Regions from separate parts of the Mus musculus genome. Here region 1 is linked to region 2. The links are chromatin loops, found by intact Hi-C in ENCODE. Cell type or tissue: heart. All regions are shown on one strand. Each heading gives the region's core, and the rest is flanking DNA. Links, peaks and the distances in the headings are about the cores only.

The links. Hi-C counts contacts between places; a loop is a spot of excess contacts. Peaks named below come from ENCODE experiments on the same cell type or tissue, not always from the same donor. Only the 100,000 strongest peaks of a DNase experiment are listed, where the experiment ranks them.
Region 1: it touches region 2 in a loop (4-fold over the local background); 4 of 42 quality-filtered maps call a loop at or near these places.

The regions. Positions count from the first base shown.
Region 1 is chr19:4,625,385-4,633,716 of GRCm38, reverse strand. Rce1 (Ras converting CAAX endopeptidase 1) reads left to right here and starts at 8,072. Exons shown (of 8, transcript NM_023131.2): 1 at 8,072-8,284. The coding sequence starts at 8,100. It overlaps Gm960 (predicted gene 960), which reads left to right. Exons shown (of 15, transcript NM_001033447.3): 14 at 6,470-6,548; 15 at 7,527-7,876. The coding sequence ends at 7,876. In heart, for the core only: a CTCF peak has its summit at 4,715; a DNase peak (open chromatin) is centred at 8,076; H3K4me3 peaks cover 1,741 bases; H3K27ac peaks cover 1,121 bases; H3K27me3 peaks cover 113 bases.
Region 2 is chr19:4,998,058-5,006,389 of GRCm38, reverse strand. It overlaps a transcript of Npas4 not described here. Among named protein-coding and RNA genes, the nearest start is that of Npas4, 12 kb to the right of the region's middle. In heart, for the core only: CTCF peaks have their summits at 2,593 (motif pointing left) and 4,070 (motif pointing right); DNase peaks (open chromatin) are centred at 4,049 and 4,419; H3K4me3 peaks cover 1,774 bases; H3K27ac peaks cover 1,829 bases.

The sequences.
Region 1 (8,332 bases), core at 217-8,216, 370 kb after region 2:
TGATATCAGCATCAGACAAGTAGGTTTTAGAGTGGACACTACTATGTAGGATAGACGGGATCATTTCAGGGCCAGCGAGATGGCTCAGGATAAGGTTCTTGCTGAGAAAGTCTGCAGACCAGAGTTTGATTCCCAGAGCCCACGTAAAAAGCCATATGTGGTAGTGTATATCTTTAATCTCAGCACTTCTAAGGCAGAAGAATTGGGTAGAAACTTGTGTATCACCTAGCACAGCATAGCAGAAAGAGCAAGAGACCAAGAGAGAACTGACCCCACAGGCTAGTCCTCCATCCCCCAGCATGCCTGTGCTCACACACATCATACACACATTAATAAATAATAATAAAAATAGAGAGGGTCCCTTCATACTAATGAAGTCAGTTGATCCCGACACACTACAGATATTCCTCAACTGATAATTGGATTGTATTGCAGTAACCCATCATAAGTTAAAATCACAACTAAATCCCACTTAATACACCTAGGTAACTGAATATCATAGCCCAGCCTAGCTTAAATGTGTTCAGACACACAGCTTCTAACTTGGAAAAACTATAAACACAAATCCAATTTTATACAACAGTTTGTGGGCTATATTGAATGTTATGCTGAATGTGTGGGCTAGGGGGAAGCCAGGCAGTGTAGGAGCCTTTAATCCCAGAGGAAGCACGCAGATCTCTGAGTTTGAAGTCAGCCTGGTCTACAAAGTTAGCTTCAGGACAGCCATGGCTACACAGAGAAACCCTGTCTCGAAAAATAAAACAAAAAAAGGATGGGGGACCCACAAAGATCATTTGAATGTGCATCCCCAACCACTGTGGAGCCAAGAATCCATGCTAACCATCACAGCCCAGGGGCCATCCATAGTCCTAAACATGCACAGACCGTTTAAGGCTTTAAAATGCAGGAAACAAAATGAAACTCTTAAGTGCAAGGAGTTAAATACAAGCTATATCTGGAGATTTCAACATACTTCTCTCAATAACTGGCAGGACGACTAGATAGGAAATCAGTAAGTCTGTAAGTTTTTAACAGTGCTATCAATCAATTTGACCTAATTGCTGTTCATAAAAACACTTTGTCCAACCATGTAAGATACAGTTCCTCATTCACACGTGATACATTCAGCAGGATAGAACATATCCCAGCCATCAGATATTTCTATATCAGAGCAGTGCGTAGTCCAGCCTTTAGAGATCTTTGTATCAGAATAGACTACGTTCCCAGACATTAGATATCTCCCAATGTAAACGTATTTAAAATTATACAAATTTATGTGTAAAATATTTCTAACAGCTACTTGTGCGGAGGCCAGGGGACAACTCGCAGAAGCTGCTCCTCGTTCCGTGTGTGTTCCAGGGCTTGAACTTGGGTACTGAGGATTGGCAATCGGCAAATGCCTTCATTCAGCGAGGCAGCTTGCTCTGAAGTACATGGTGTTTGATGTTACTCTGTGACACTTGCTACAGTCGTATGTAGGAATCCGAGTGATGACTGGCAGGGATCTGTCCTCTCCTACCATGTGGGCTCAAGATTGGAACTAAGGCTTGGTAACAAACCCTTTGCCCACTGAACCATAGCACCAGCTTCCAAAGTATATTTTGACCACACTAGAATTACTAAAACAAAACTAATAACAGAAACATATCTGAAAGATTTTATAGTAGTTGTAAAATAAATGATAAATGAGATAAAACATGAAGTTAAAGAAAAGTTAGGGGCTGGAGAGATGGCTCAGGGGTTAAGAGCACTGACTACACTTCTAGAGGTCCTGAGTTCAATTCCCAGCAACCACATGGTGGCTCACAACCATCTGTAATGGGATCTGATGCCCTCTTCTGGTGTGTCTGAAGAGAAGACAGTGTACTCACATACATAATGTAAGTAAATCTTAAAAAAAAAAAAAGGACAAAGAAAAGTTAGAAGTAATTTAATGAAATGAAAATGCAGATGATCAGAATGTGTGGACTGTAGCTAACGTTGTCCTGCCTGGAGAGGATGACCTACCTCAGCATGGCGGCCGTGCCAGCCAAAGCTCTTACGGACCGAGAAGAGCAAGCTGCACAAACAGAGCAAATGAAATAAGAAAGAGCCATGTGGACGTTAATAGGAAATAAAAATAAAGAAAAACCATGGAAAGGAAAAGGTAGAGCACATTGATCATATTAATAAAGGAATAAGCAGGTAAGCCAGAGTGAGGAAGAGGGCTTCCTGCAGTGCACAGCTGTAACCCCAGTACCCAGGAGGGTGAGGCTGGGGCATGGAGAGTCTGAAGCAGCCTGGGCTACATAGTGAATTCAAGACCAGATGGGGCTGCAGAGCAAGAATGCCTTGTCTCAGGTTGGTTGGTTTGGTTTAACTATAAGATGCCTCTATTGCAGGTGATATCTGTGAGTCCAAGGTCAGGCTGATCTACAGAGTGAGTTCCAAAATACAGAGGATCTTGAAAAACCAAAACCAATATTTGAGATATATATTGGTATCAGAAATTAAAAATGTGACATCGGTATTTTTAAATTACTCTCAGAAGGTCATATTTGGCAGTACATGTGACAAATGATGAAATGGGTAACTTACTAAGGGGACACCCCTGTGACATGGGATAATCTTGTGTCTATGGAAGAAACTGGATTTCTAGTTTAAAAATAAGTACAGGCCACTTGTCAAACAAAGTTCGTTATAGAACTCTATTCAGTAAGTGAGCACACTTAGCAAGAGTGCTCATACAGAACCCAGAATCCACAAATAAATACATACAACCATTAATCAGGGTATGAAAATTCACATAAAAATCACATGTTCGGGGAATAAAAAGGCCAATGGGCATGGTGGCATGTGCCTGTAGCCCCAGCTCTGACAGCTGAGGTAGGAAGACTGTTTAGCCCGTGCCAAACCCAGGCAACATGATGAAACCCTATCTCGAAAAGGGGGTGAAGCCTGGCGGTGGTGGCGCACGCCTTTAATCCCAGCACTCAGGAGGCAGAGGCAGGCAGATTTCTGAGTTCGTGGCCAGCCTGGTCTACAGAGTGAGTTCCAGTACAGCCAGGGCTACACAGAGAAACCCTGTCTTGAAAAAAAAAAAGGGGGGGGGGTAGATAAGAAGTCCTTTGGGAGACAACTTGACAGGTTTGGGGGGTTACACATATGCTTATCTGGCCTAGCTACCCACTGTGTCACACTGAAACAAGTGCATCCATGGTCATAGTCTCTTTGTTGTGTATTTGTTTTGTTTTGTTTTGAGACAGGGTTTCTCTGTATAGCCCTGGCTGTTCTGGAACTCACTCTGTAGACCAGGCTGGCCTCGAACTCAGAAATCCGCCTGCATCTGCCTCCCGAGTGCTAGGATTAAAGGCATGCACCACCACCGCCTGTTTGTGTATTTGTTAGAACTCCCAACAGGTTGATGATCTATATAGTTGAGCACTGTTCAACCGTAAAGGGAATGAACTATTGATCCGCACATGTGATCTCTTGGAGTCGGAGTTATAGGTGTTGTGAGACCCTGGAAACCAAACTCCTGCCCTTTCCAAGAGCTGCAGGCGCTCTCTCCAGCCCCTCGCATTGTCTCTCACCACTCTCAGAAAGAGCAGGACCTTCAGGACAGCGTGGGCATTTGTTCTCCCTTTTGTACCTCCTTTTACCTGTTGGAGGGGTGCTGGTGCTCAGGCAGGGCAGCCCACAAAGCAGAGCCTGTCAACGCTCCCTTCACAACTTCTGTCATAACCTGTGTGCAGGCCTCACTAAATCTCGTTGGCTTTCACCTAGTTGGAGAGCTGATGGCCACACCTCAAGCAAGCGAAGCTTCTAAACACGGTATTCGTTCTCTAGAGATGTTGTAAGCCATTACCAGAGACTTAGTGACTTAAAAACATCATTTATTCTGTCATAGCGCTGGAGGCCAGAAGTTCAAAATCGAGGCATGAGCAGGCCTGTGTTTCCTTTAGATGCACTGGGAGAGAATCCATCCTGTCTCTCTGGTTTCCTAGTTTGTGGCTTACATAACTCCAGTTTCTACCCCCATCTTCACCTAGTCTTTTCCTACCCAACTGTTTCTGATTTAGGGGGGCCCAGCCTGAGTCCTGCATGCAGTATGGTCCTATCTCTGAATCCTTAATTATATCTACAAAGACCCTTTTTCCAAATAATCTCACATTCACAGGCTCTTGGTGTTAGGATGTGGGCAAACTGGAAAGGGTGCAGCCTCATTCACTTCAACCAGGAACACCTTGAGAACACAGCCTGAGCCATCGTTAGAACCCAGGAGATCCCCTCAGGTTCTGGGCTGTTTCTGCTTCTTGAGATCTTCTGCTTGGACCTCTCTGACATCCCAGTGAAGTCGGAAAGAACTGATCTGAGCTCTTTACCTTTTGGCTCTAGTGGTGGCTCATAGCCTCAGGGCCATCTGTGGCCCACTTAACTCAATGATGCTGAAAGAAAGGAGTATTTACAGAATACCTAATCTGTATTTCCATTTCCGTCTCAACAAAGATGTTCTGAATTAGGTCATTATCTTCCACCTTATAAATAAGGTAACTGTGAAACCTAAACCTTGCTGGTTACATGGCTAATAACTGGCAGGGTTTCAAAGCCTGATCACATTGTGCCTCTGTAGGGCTGAGTGGCAAGCCCAGGGAATGAGTGTGCACAGATCCATTGTCATTAGTCCTTCCCTCATTAGAGGCCACTTTGTGTTAACTCATTGGTGGCACAATAGCGGCCCCCAGTGGCTTCAGCTACAAACTACATGATCAAGGCAATAGGTCAAGTTTTTTTTCCCCCCCTTTTACTTTGTTTCCATGGTAACTAGCCAACTCACCAGATATAGAATTAACCCATCTATAGTTTAAGGAGAAATGGCAGTTCTCTAAAGGACTGGGCTGTCTCTCTTGGGGCCCAGATACTGATAGGCATACAAGGCTCACAGTGTTAGCCATCTCAAGTGGGTCACCCCTCTGTAAGACCAGTTTCTAAAAGGAAAAGGACAAAGACGTGTGCTATGCAAGATTTCCCAGGCCAGAGTGAACCGAAACTCTGCTGGATTTTGAGGGTGATCTTTGCCCCTGTGTGTTCCTCAGAATGTAATTACTTAGAAGTTGGAATTTGTATTAATATGCAGTGAATCTCATGTGAGTGCATCTGAGGAGAGACTGTGGGATCCCCCAGAAATGATGATAACTGTAACTGCAGAGCTCCTATAACATAAAAATCTGTAATGAGAATGCCAGGTAGCTCTCACATTTAATCCCAGCATTTAGGAGACAGAGTGACAACCTGGCCTACATAGTAAGTTCCAGGACAGACAGAACTATCTAGCAAAACTGTCTTAAAGGGGGAAACAAGAAGCAGTGTATCATAGAATGCATAGTACTGTGGTGTAATTCTTACCTAAGACTTCCCTTTGAAAGTGTCAACTTGATGCTTTAAGGATAGTCACTGTGCCGTGTGCTCCTCCCCCAATCCCCAGAGGTCTCCATCACACTGAAAACAAGACTGTGACTGCTGAACGCACATAACCCAGCTCCTCTCCCAAAGCCCCGCCCACCTTCTATTGGCTTACTTCTCCCCTCCCCTTGGTGTAGACATTACAGGAGTGGGGGCGGGGAGGAGGGTCTCACTGTGTATCTGAGAATGGCTTTTATCTTCCTATGTAGCTGAGGGTTATCTTGAACTCCTGCTCTTTCTGCCTCCCTCTCCTGAGTGCTGGGATTACATATGTGCTACTATGCCATTTTATGAAGTGTGCTCCTGCAGCTTTCATGCAAACACTCATTTTTTTCAACTTTTTAAAAGATGTATTTTTAACTAAGTGTACATGTATATAGAGGGACAGATGGTCAGACATTAAAGGTCAGCTCTGGGATATAAGAGACCCTGTCTCAAAGAATTTAATTTAAAAAAAGACAGGGCCAGGGATTGTGGTGTATGCCTTTAATTCTAGCACTTGTGAGGCAAAGGTAGGAGGATCTCTGCAAGTTCAAGCCCAGCTTGTTCTCCACCATATACTGAGTTCCAGACAGCCAAGACTAAATAAAAAGGGACTGGAGAAATGGCTGTGTGGAAGAGGGACCATGCTGCTATTGGTTTGGTTTGGTTCCCAGTATTCACATCAGGCAGCTTGTCAAAGTGTAACTCCAATTACAGGGGACCTGACCACCTCTCCTGTAGACACATAATTCACATAGTTACAAATACACATGGTAAACCTGGAGTAGAAAGATGGGCATAAACACATAAAAATGATGAATAGTGCCATCTTCAGAGCCTGAGGTTCAGGGATATGCTGGGAATGGCTACAGTGTGAGTTGTACAAGGGTCCACAGAAGGGGGATGCTTTGAAAGCTGGAGGCCAAGTAGAGACTGTTGAGTTAGGAGGATGAGGGTGAAAACATCCATATAAACCAAACCACACGTCTCACTAAGGTTCATTCAGACTTCTGCAGAATTCACTTGGTCTTTCTAATTGTTAAAGCACCTGACTCCAGAGAAAAACATTTCAGCCCAGAACACCAAAGACCAGCACAAGAATATTGCCCAGGAATTCCCTGAAGGTAAGTTTCTAGCTTTGGGGGTAAGCCCTGGACTGAAACCAGAGAAATAAAATTCATGGTGTGGAGTGGTCCAGCTATCCAACGATCCCATTCCACTTTAGCCATGCTGCTGCCACCTGGGATTTGGCCGCCTTCCACAGTGATTGAGGGACTTGGAGTAGCAACCGCATGCATTCCTACTTTAAAGCTACTCAATAGGACTTGTGCGTTGTACTTAGTATGTGCACATTAGCCTTTCCAGAGAAACGTGCATTCATTGACTCAGGAGGAATCAGCCAAGGCAAGACTCTGTAAATCTGCACCTGCGAGGCTGGGGATGTAGCTCAGTGTCAGAGTTGGTTTGCTTGTCAATACCGAGTTTGATCCTCCTCTGTGTTTGTTCTTCCAAAACTGGATCTACTACGGATTAGTGATGGTGGTTCCCAACCTTCCTGACGCTGCCACCTTTTAATACAGTGCCTCGTGCTGTGGTGATCCCCAACCATACAGTTATCTTCAGTGTTACTAATTAACTGTCATTTTGCCACTGTTATGCACCACAGTGTAAGTATCTGATGTGCGACCCGCAGGTTGAGAACCGCTGAGCTAAAGCATGTTCACGAGTGTCTAATTCCAGCACTTGGGTGTTAGAAGCAAGATGATCACTTTAAGGCTAGCCTGGGTTTCAAGAGAGTCTGTCTGAACATCAACAACAAAAAGCTGCCTCTGTAGTAACTGCCTAGAACAATACCAGAGAGAGATTGAGTTGCTTATTGCCCGAAGCAAAGCTTAGGTTCAGAGAGGAACTTGAAATGCATATCACCTAGTTTGGGCGGAAAGTTAGATGTCGCCTATCATGGGAGGTCAGGTACTGAAATGTTTTCATCCGGAAAGGTGGAGCGGGAGAGTTAATTTAGAACGATACCCCTGCCCCAACAATCTCTGTAGCATTGGCACAAATCTTCGGGAGTAAGATGAAATGGGCTTGTTCTCTCCTAGAATCCATCGGGCAAGCAGAAAACAAGAGGCCCAAGAGGGGCAGCCCCAACCATGGCAGGGAAGAATCGCGAGTTCTGGGCTCAGCAAGAGACCGGAGCCCGCCAAAATCCGCCACGCGCGACCGCGAGCTCACCGAGGTCTCCCTCACTGCTAGAGGATCGCAGACCCAAGCGGCCCACGGCAGGGCCCAGGCGGCAGAGGCAGCTAGCCCTGCGGGCGGCCTGGAGGTACCGCAGCGAGAGCAGGGCGGGTGCGGGCCTGAGCTACCACCGCCGGGTCCTCACCACCGCCTCCTCTGCTCCCGCAGGACTTGTGGCTACAGGAGGTATCCAATCTGTCCGAGTGGCTGAATCCGGGACACAGGTCCTAAGCATTCTCTCTGAGACGCCCAGCAAGCCAAGGAAGCCCGGGACACGTGTGTCACAACTTCTGTATTTCAATAAAGCCGTTCCAAGCACAAAGTATCAACTATCGTGCAAGGGGAGGGGCGCCCGGGGGACCCGACAACTCGCGCCGCCGCCTGACGTCACCTACGCCGTCGCGTCACTGCCGCGCGCCACGGGTCCGGGCGTGATGGCGGCGCTGGGCGGGGACGGGCTGCGTTTACTGTCGGTATCGCGGCCAGAGCGGCAGCCCGAGTCAGCCGCGCTGAGCGGCCCGGGCTCGGGGCTGTGCTGCTGGGTGTCTGTGTTCTCCTGCTTCAGCCTCGCCTGCTCCTACGTGGGCAGCCTCTACGTGTGGAAGAGCGAGCTGCCCAGGTGCGGGGGATGCGCGCGCGGCCGGGATCTGCGCCCTCGTGGGGCGGG
Region 2 (8,332 bases), core at 257-8,256:
TACAGACAGCAGCTGCCCAAACATCCTAGAGACCCTAGCTAGTGCACAACTGACCACAGTGAATATATCTGAGACTCGAAAGTTTTCTTAGCTAATTTACATGCTTTTATGTAAGGAAAAATGTGTAGAATTTTGGCTGGGCAGTGGTGGTGCCTGCCTTTAATCCAAGTACACAGAAGACAGGAGCATTGGAATGGGTTCTAGGCTAGCCTGGTCTACAGAGAGAGGAATGGGTTCTAGGCTAGCCTGGTCTACAGAGAGAGTTGTAGGACAGCCTACATAGAGAAACCCTGTCTTGAAAAATCAAACCAACCAACCAACCAAACAGCCAAAACAACAACAAAAACCAATCAAAAACAAACAAAATCACTACCACCACCACCACAACAAAAAACACAGAAGAATTTTAAGCTACAATATTGGAGCAGGGATATTTGTTACAAAGTCATAGCTAACTGATACAAAACTTAGTAACTAACATATCAAAATTGCCCAGTGTCACAAAGATTGGCAATTAACTGATTGCAGGTATAATATGGAAAAAATAGTCTCTCACCAGTAGTCTAATTGCAACGTGTTGGCTTATAATGGTTGAATTGTAAGAATTTACTAGACATGACCCCTACCGACAAAGGGTTAGCCCTGACCCTGCCAATAGAAACTAGAACTAAGCAGTCACAGCCAAAACACATACCCTTGTGATATGGTTTCAATATATCTCTCCTACCTAGGGCTTAGATATTTGAACACTTGATCTCCAAGTGTTCTCTGTCGGGGAGATTGTGCAACCTTTAGGAAGAGGGGTCTACCTGGAAGAGGTTAGTCCTGTGGGCCTTTTGGGTTGTCACCTGCAGCTGGTTCCAGCCCAAACTTCAGGGCTCCTGACTGACGATACACTGTAACCATGAACATTCCTTCCCTGCCATGAACTCTGTTCTGCTTTCCTTTCTGTTGTGATGAAATACTCTGCCCAAAAGCAATTTAGGGGAATCCCACACTTCCAGGTCCTAGTACATCACTAAAGAAGTCAGGGCAGAAACTCAAGGTAGGAATGAACTCAGCATAGAAGCCGCAGAGGAACATGGCTGGTTTGCCCCAGGACTCATGTTTAGCTGGCGTCCTTATACAACACAGGGCCAGCTGCCTGTGGTGCCACCCACAGTGGGCTGAGACCTCTGCTTCAATTAATAATCACAACAATCCCCCCATAGCCACGCCCACAGACCAGTTGGATGCAGGCAGTTCCTCAGCTGAGGCTGTCTCCTTTCAGATGACTGTGTCAATTTGGCAAAGTTAACTAGGATGGACTGTGACCTCTGAGTCATGGACTAGTGTAAATACTTTGTCCTGGAAGTAGCTCCTGTCTGATACTCTATAGGTCAACGGCAACAGCTGCTGATAGACCTGGCTAAAAACCTAGGCCTGGGGCAAATTGAGATTCTCTGCAGCAGAGATGCAATGTTGGTGGAAAATTACAGTTGACCATTGCAAGCCAAGGATGACATTTACCAACAACACCAATCTGCACTGTCCTTTTATCTTTTTCAAAACCCATAAATGTCCCAGAAGACCCAAATAGCAGCCTGCAGGAGGAGTTATAAAGGCGACTGTAACCACAGCCCCTACAAGAGAAACTGTGGCTGGAGCCAGAAAACACCTCAGGGTGACAGGAAAGCACTCAAAGGGAATGGGAGGAAAGCATTCAGGAGAGGCCCTTGAGGTTATATCTGCGGTGTCTGGATAAAGGTTACTCCTGAATGGATATTCCCAGCTCTCCAGAATTGGTAGAGAATCCTACTGAGGAAGAACGGGGAACAAAGCAAAGGTATGGCGGCTGAAAAAGGGAGTTGGTACATTGGTGTATTCCCTGAGATGCAGTAAGATGGCTTCTGACAGGATTGGAAGTTCAGACTCTGCTTGATAAATTCAGTTATTGTCACCACGTGGGGATGGATGTTCCTCATACCTGATGTGTCACTGTAAATGTCCCCTTTCTCAAAGCCACCAGCTGTGCCTCATCCTTGATGCCAACCAGCCCCTTGCATTCCTTTTGGTGGTTTGAATCAGAGCCTCACCACCCCTAAGTGCATGAGTTAAAAATACTAAGATGGGGAAGGGCTGGAGGTTGGTTCAGTGGTTAAGAGAGCTTACTGCTCTTACAGAGGACCAGGGTTCTATTCCCACAGCCACAGGATGACTCTTAAAAAAAAAAGATTTATTTATTTTATGTATATGAGTACACTGTAGCTGTACAAATGGTTGTGAACCTTCATGTGGTTGTTGGAAATTGAATTTAAGACTCGCTCTGGCCCAAAGATTTATTTATTATTATAAATAAGTACACTGTTGCTATCTTCAGGACACACTAGAAGAAGGCAACAGATCTCATTACTGGTGGTTGTGAGCCACCATGTGGTTGCTGGGATTTGAACTCAGGACCTTTGGAAGAGCAGTCAGTGCTCTTACCCACTAAGCCATCTTGCCAGTCCCATATGGCTACTCTTTTTTTTTTTTTTGTCCCATATGGCGACTCTTAGCTGTCCAGTTTCATCTTATGCCCTCTTCTGGCCCTCCATGGTCACTGCATACATAGACACATGAAGGCACACACTCACACATTTAAAACAAAAATAAATACATATTTTTAAATATAACATTTAAAAAAACAATGAAGGGGGCTGATCGAGGACTGGAGTGAGCAGAGGTCCTAAATTCAATTCCCAACAACCACATGAAGGCTCACAACCATCTGAACAGTTACAGTGTACTCATATACATAAAATAAATAAATCTTAAAAAAAAATAAGACAATGGAGGAGCCAGGCATGATGGCACACGCCTTTAATCTCAGCACTCAGGAGGCAGAGGCAGGTGGATCTCTGAGTTTGTGGTCAGCCTGGTCTACATAATGGGTGCCAGGACAAGCAGGGTAACTTAACAAAGAATGGGAAGCACCAAGGAAGGCATGGGGTTTGAGTCTCTATGAATCCTCACGCCAAGACCTCACTAGATAATAAAAGCCCTAATCACGTGGCCAAAGTTTACAAGAAAACTGGATGATGCTCCAAATACAAGCTAGTAAGACCAAAGCTGACACCCAGAGACTTGCAGATCAGTGTCTGTGCAGGGATAGCGAGGAAGTGTCGGGTCTGGGCAGAGCTACCCACTGGTATCAAGGCAGGTCTGTTCAAAACATCATCCGAAGGCAGGAGGGGCTCTGTAGAGCATCCAGGATAAGCAAGCAGGTAGGATTGTAAAACAACCACACTAAAATATGACACATGGCACATACACAATTATTGCTCTCCATGGAAGGAAAGAGACAGAGTTCCTTGCCCCTCTTCTGATCAGAGCTCTGTGTTATTAATGAAGAACTCCACGCTCTCTCTCCTAAAGGGTAATGTCTCACAGAAGTGGTAGGCTTCATTCAGTTTCCTTGTCCCCAATTCTAAGATCAGTAGTCTAGAGACCTGGGCCCCACACTCTCCAGCAAGCCATTCACTTCTATGAGTGTCAGTCTTACAGGTGAAACGGCAATAATTTTAAGGAGTTCCATCTTGCTTATCCCAAGGGACTGTGAGGCTGGTCAAGAGGCCGCAGACGTGAAACTAAGAGGGCCACAAGCACTTTTTTTTGTTTGTTTTGTTTTTCAAGACAGGGTTTCTCTGTATAGCCCTGGCTGTCCTGAAATTCACTTTATAGACCAGGCTGGCCTCGAACTCATAAATCCGCCTGCCTCTGCCTCCCGAGTGCTGGGATTAAAGGCGTGCGCCACCACACCCGGCTCACAAGCACTTTTTAATTCTGTGATGAGTTCTGGGGGCATCGCCCCTTGATGCTGGAATTTCTTGGGTAAACTTGCCCGGTCTTTCAACCTCGATTTTTCTCCCCTGTAAAATGGTTACAATAGTAGTAATCTGCATTGGAGATGATTTGAGAATGAAATGAAGCAGTGTGGAGCAGCACTTACCTTCGTACTATATATGCCATTCATTATCTCTGAATCCTCCCCACAACTTCATTAACGCCAATGTTTTCTCCCGCGCGAACGCCAGAGGGCGACATAGACGGCGAGAACCCCAGTCACAAACACTTGCCGCAGCATCATGATCCTTCACACAGGGGCGCTAAGAGACAGGCTGTCAGGTTTTCCACAGATTTAGGAAACTGACTGAGGAAAGGGGAACCCTGGGAAGAGAGAAGCAATGAACCATAAGGTCAGAGATGTCTAGGCCCAATAGCCCCCAGGCCTCTGGGACGCAGTAGGATCAGTGGGGAATGGGTGGGTCACGGCACTCTTTCTTTCTGGTAGTTTCTGCATTCATTCTGCAGTCTTGTTATTTGACCGCAGAGGGGGCGCGCGTCCCTGCGGGCTCCTCTGCTTGTTGCAGCTCATTCATCTGCTAACCGCGACACTCCGTTGCCATGGCAATGTGATGCAGACAGAGTGGGGTGGCCCGGAGGAGGGAGGCCCTGCGTGACGTCTGTGCTCCTCGCAGCTCTTCTCTCGCGGCCTCCCAGTTCTTGCCTATTTTGGAAGAGAGCCGCAGCCCTTCTGCTGATGCGCGCGCGCTGGCGCCTTTTTAAGGCAACTGGCAGAGTGGCGGCTTCGCCAGTGCTCAGGAGCTTCCCCCGCCCCTGAGCGGTAGAGTCCTGGCCGGCCTTGGAAGCCCCCCGGAGCCATCGCCCCACCCCATGCCCATCTTAATGCCCTCCACTATTGTGGGAGACATTTAACCTTGGAGAGAGGAGGTCTTGCCCTTAACCCCTCGCCCCCCGCCCCCAACAGAGGAGACTGTCTCATAGAAACCTTGGAAGCAAACAAGATGCCAGGCCTATCCGTGCTTGGAGATACTACTACGGACAAGGCCACAGAGAGACAACGCCAGGTGAGGACCTCAAGGCCCTCGGGCCTCCCTTCAGCATCCTGATTAAGCCTGGGGCTTAGTCTAAAGTAGATTGGGATCTCAGGAAAACTCAACTCTCTCATTAAACTGAAAGGGAAACTGAGGCACAGAGAAGAGTAATGATTGGCTAGAGTCCCATGGCTAATTCCTGGAGGAATAGGCCTGAGACCAGGGAGCCTGGCTTCCTGGCCTGGAATCAGTCACCTGTGACTACAGATAATACTGTGTTCATCTTTGTCCCTTGTCCTTCACCCAGCCAAGGGCGAGGCAATTCCATCTTGGTACCAGCTGTGCTATCTTTTCTTCCCAGCAACATCCAGATCTTAGGTGGGTTCTCTGGACCAATGGCTATCCTGGACAAACTTCTGGACCCCATGGACTTCATGACCAGACAACCAGGTTGCTGCTTACAAGCGTCTGCATCCATCGAAGGCTTCTTGCAGCCCACCAGCTCTCTGAAACTTTCTGGAGTCAAACCTCCCCTAGACTGTCTGCAAGTGCCACTTGGCTTCTGGATGGGAATGTGGCCCTGCTGGACACTCCCCAGAGCCAGGTGGACCCAGCCCCTTGGACCCTCTGCCCAGTCCTGATGATACCCTGACAGAGGACATGACATACTTGGCCATTCTGAAGGAGATGTGCAATTTCCAGACATCTGCAGGTCTCCACTCTAGACCAGGGTTAGGGGCTCAGAGTGGATCTGATCTAGATCAACATTTGTGGTTCTGGGTGTAGCTCTCTGGAGCTTGAATGGTGTTTCCAATGGGCGCCCATTGCCAGGGCCACACCTTCAATGCACAAAGGGAAAACTAAGGCAGTCTTCAAAGAGACATCATTTGCCGAGGTCACAAGGCAAGACAATATATTTGTTGCTAAGGTTAGAACCCAGAACTCTGCCTCCTGGACTCTTTTGAGTCCAGCTTTTGAAAAATACTTAGGCTCACTGCGCTGTGTGTGAATCAAAGACCCGTTTCAGGATCTACTTCTCGAGTGTGGACATGGCCCTTGGGTTACCTTGCTCTGTGCCCTCAGTCACCCACTTCAGTTGGGCCTCTGAGAGTCTCTGAGGGACCATGCTGAGAGGATTGTCTTCCTTCCACAAGACTGAAGTGAAGGGAACCACAGATGGTAGTTACTTCCGACACAGGCCGTGCAGACTGCTCTGAGGTCTTGTTCTGTGCATTTCAGACTCCATCAGATTCCTCCAATGGTGAGTCCCCTGGTGAAGCAGGCACAGACCTGTAAGAATGACCCTGGCTAGGTTGGATCTAATGAGGGGGAAAGTCAGCGAACTGCTTGCTTTCCATTGAGCTACAGCCTCGGAAAGCATTCCTTTCCCCAAGTCCAGACAGTCCTGTTGTTCAGGACTCCCAGGTGACCCTGCTCATCCAGAGCCGACCGTGAGGCGTGGTCCCCTGGAAGACTTTAGGTCCTTTCAGACCCTGGCACTGTGCACACGGGCTTGACTTCTCCCAAAACTGGGTTTTAGTATTGCAGTATTCAAATTCCAAAGCCTGAGGGGCACAGGGCCAAGTGGAACCTGGACAGGCATGCTCGGGAGGCCAGATATAGGAGGATGATCTTTTCAGGGCAAGTGTTCTGGTGTTCTTGCACATTGCAAATAGGGAAAGTGAGGCTCTTAGAGGAGAAGGGGCTAGCTTGATAGCCCCAGTGGACAGAGTTAGGTCCAGAATCCATGTCTCTTGACTTTCCAGCCTGGGACTCTGCCTCAAACACAAGCTGCTGGCACTGAGGCTAAGCTCACTTCCTCTTCATCCCCAGCCAGGGCTGGGCCACTCAGGAGCTCTCCCATTCACCAGATGGTCCTTTCCTCCGCAGCTTCCTGGTGTCCCCTCCTCCCCCACATAGTGTTCATTTCTTCCTTGTTCCAGAAGCTTCTCCAGCAATGGGCCAGAACAGCTGCTTCTCTGCTTCTTGCCACAGCTCAACCAACTGTGGTTGCAACACTTGCAGGGGTGGGGGTGTCCCCAGCTCTCTGCTCTTGGAGTCTCTTCTCTGTGGCTCCTAGGGATTTCTTCCTGACTCTGGACCAGGCCTGTTGACTGTTTCTGATCTCCTGATTTTTAAAGCCCCTCTGTCTTTCCTGGCCCCGCTTGGCCTCCCTGAAGATGCCCTGCCCTCTGCATACCTAGGGCCAATAGGAGTGATGAGCCCATGTCATGTCTGCTCTGGGATTCTAATGACCCAATCCCTACACCAGACACACAAGGCATGGACATCTGCTCACCTGTAGGCTCCATGTCACTGGGTACACGCAGGTGATATTACAGACAAGTGTAAAGCTTCGGTCTGTGGTGGCCTGCAGGTTTGTGTGTACCTAGGTAGAAGAGGAAGTGAGGAGGCACCAGTCAGAAGCAACTCTGAGAAACAGGAGCCAGAATTTAAGCTGGGTAAGAACATGAAAGATGGCCAAGGATTGCAATTGTTGGCCCCTGGAGAACACACTGGGACTGGTCTTGGATGTTCTGTTCTGTACTGGAGGGATATGGGATGCCTGCTGACACACAGGAAGGGTCTGAACCCAGACCCTCAGGGTCACTAGGTATGCGTACCTCAGTTTCCTAAGGCTCATTGACTTCTTTGTTCGTTTATTCGGAGAACAGCACCTATTCTGGCCACCTCCATAAGGAGGGTTTCAGGAAGCACCCAGGGCTATGAACCCATCGAGCCACTTCTGTCTGACTGCATTCAAAACGATAGTTTCCTTAAGACAATGGCCACTCCCCGTGCATTCTCCAACACTTACTCCGTTCCTTCCGTGCCTATGGCTTTGTTCTGAGTGTTTTGACAAATTAGTTCACCTGGCTCTTGTGTCAGAGCTCTAACACAAATTGTATTCTCCTCTTCACAACTCTATTTAATACACTGGTAAACTGAGGCATGAGAGGCTGCAGTCCTTACCTCAGCAGTGTCACAGTCTGTAACAGAGGCAAGACCTCCCTCCAGGCCCCACCCTCTTGCCTACCCTGCCTTGGCTCTCTTCCGGTCTCTATGCGAAGATCCTATGTATTCAGACCCTTCTTTTAATTTTTTAATGGCTTTTTTATTTACTCTGTGTGCATGCATGTGAGTGAGTGTGTGCCGTGGTTTATGTGTGGCAGTCAGAGGACATCTTTCGGCTCTCCTTCCACCATGGAGGTCCTGGGGATTGAAGTTAGGCTGTCAGGCTTGGCAGCAAGTGCCTTTACCTGATTAACCTTGCTGCCCACCCCTAACCCCTTCTTGCTGGCTCTTCCATTCGGAATAAGGCAAACCATGCCCTTTCAGCCTTCTTTTCACCGAGAAGAATTATCTTCCTTCTTTTCATCTTCTCAATTTTTCCTACAAATATACCTGGAATGCTTCGATCAGAGCTGATGGCAGACAAAGGTGACAGCTCCTACCCAGGGGTCTCCAATACAAGC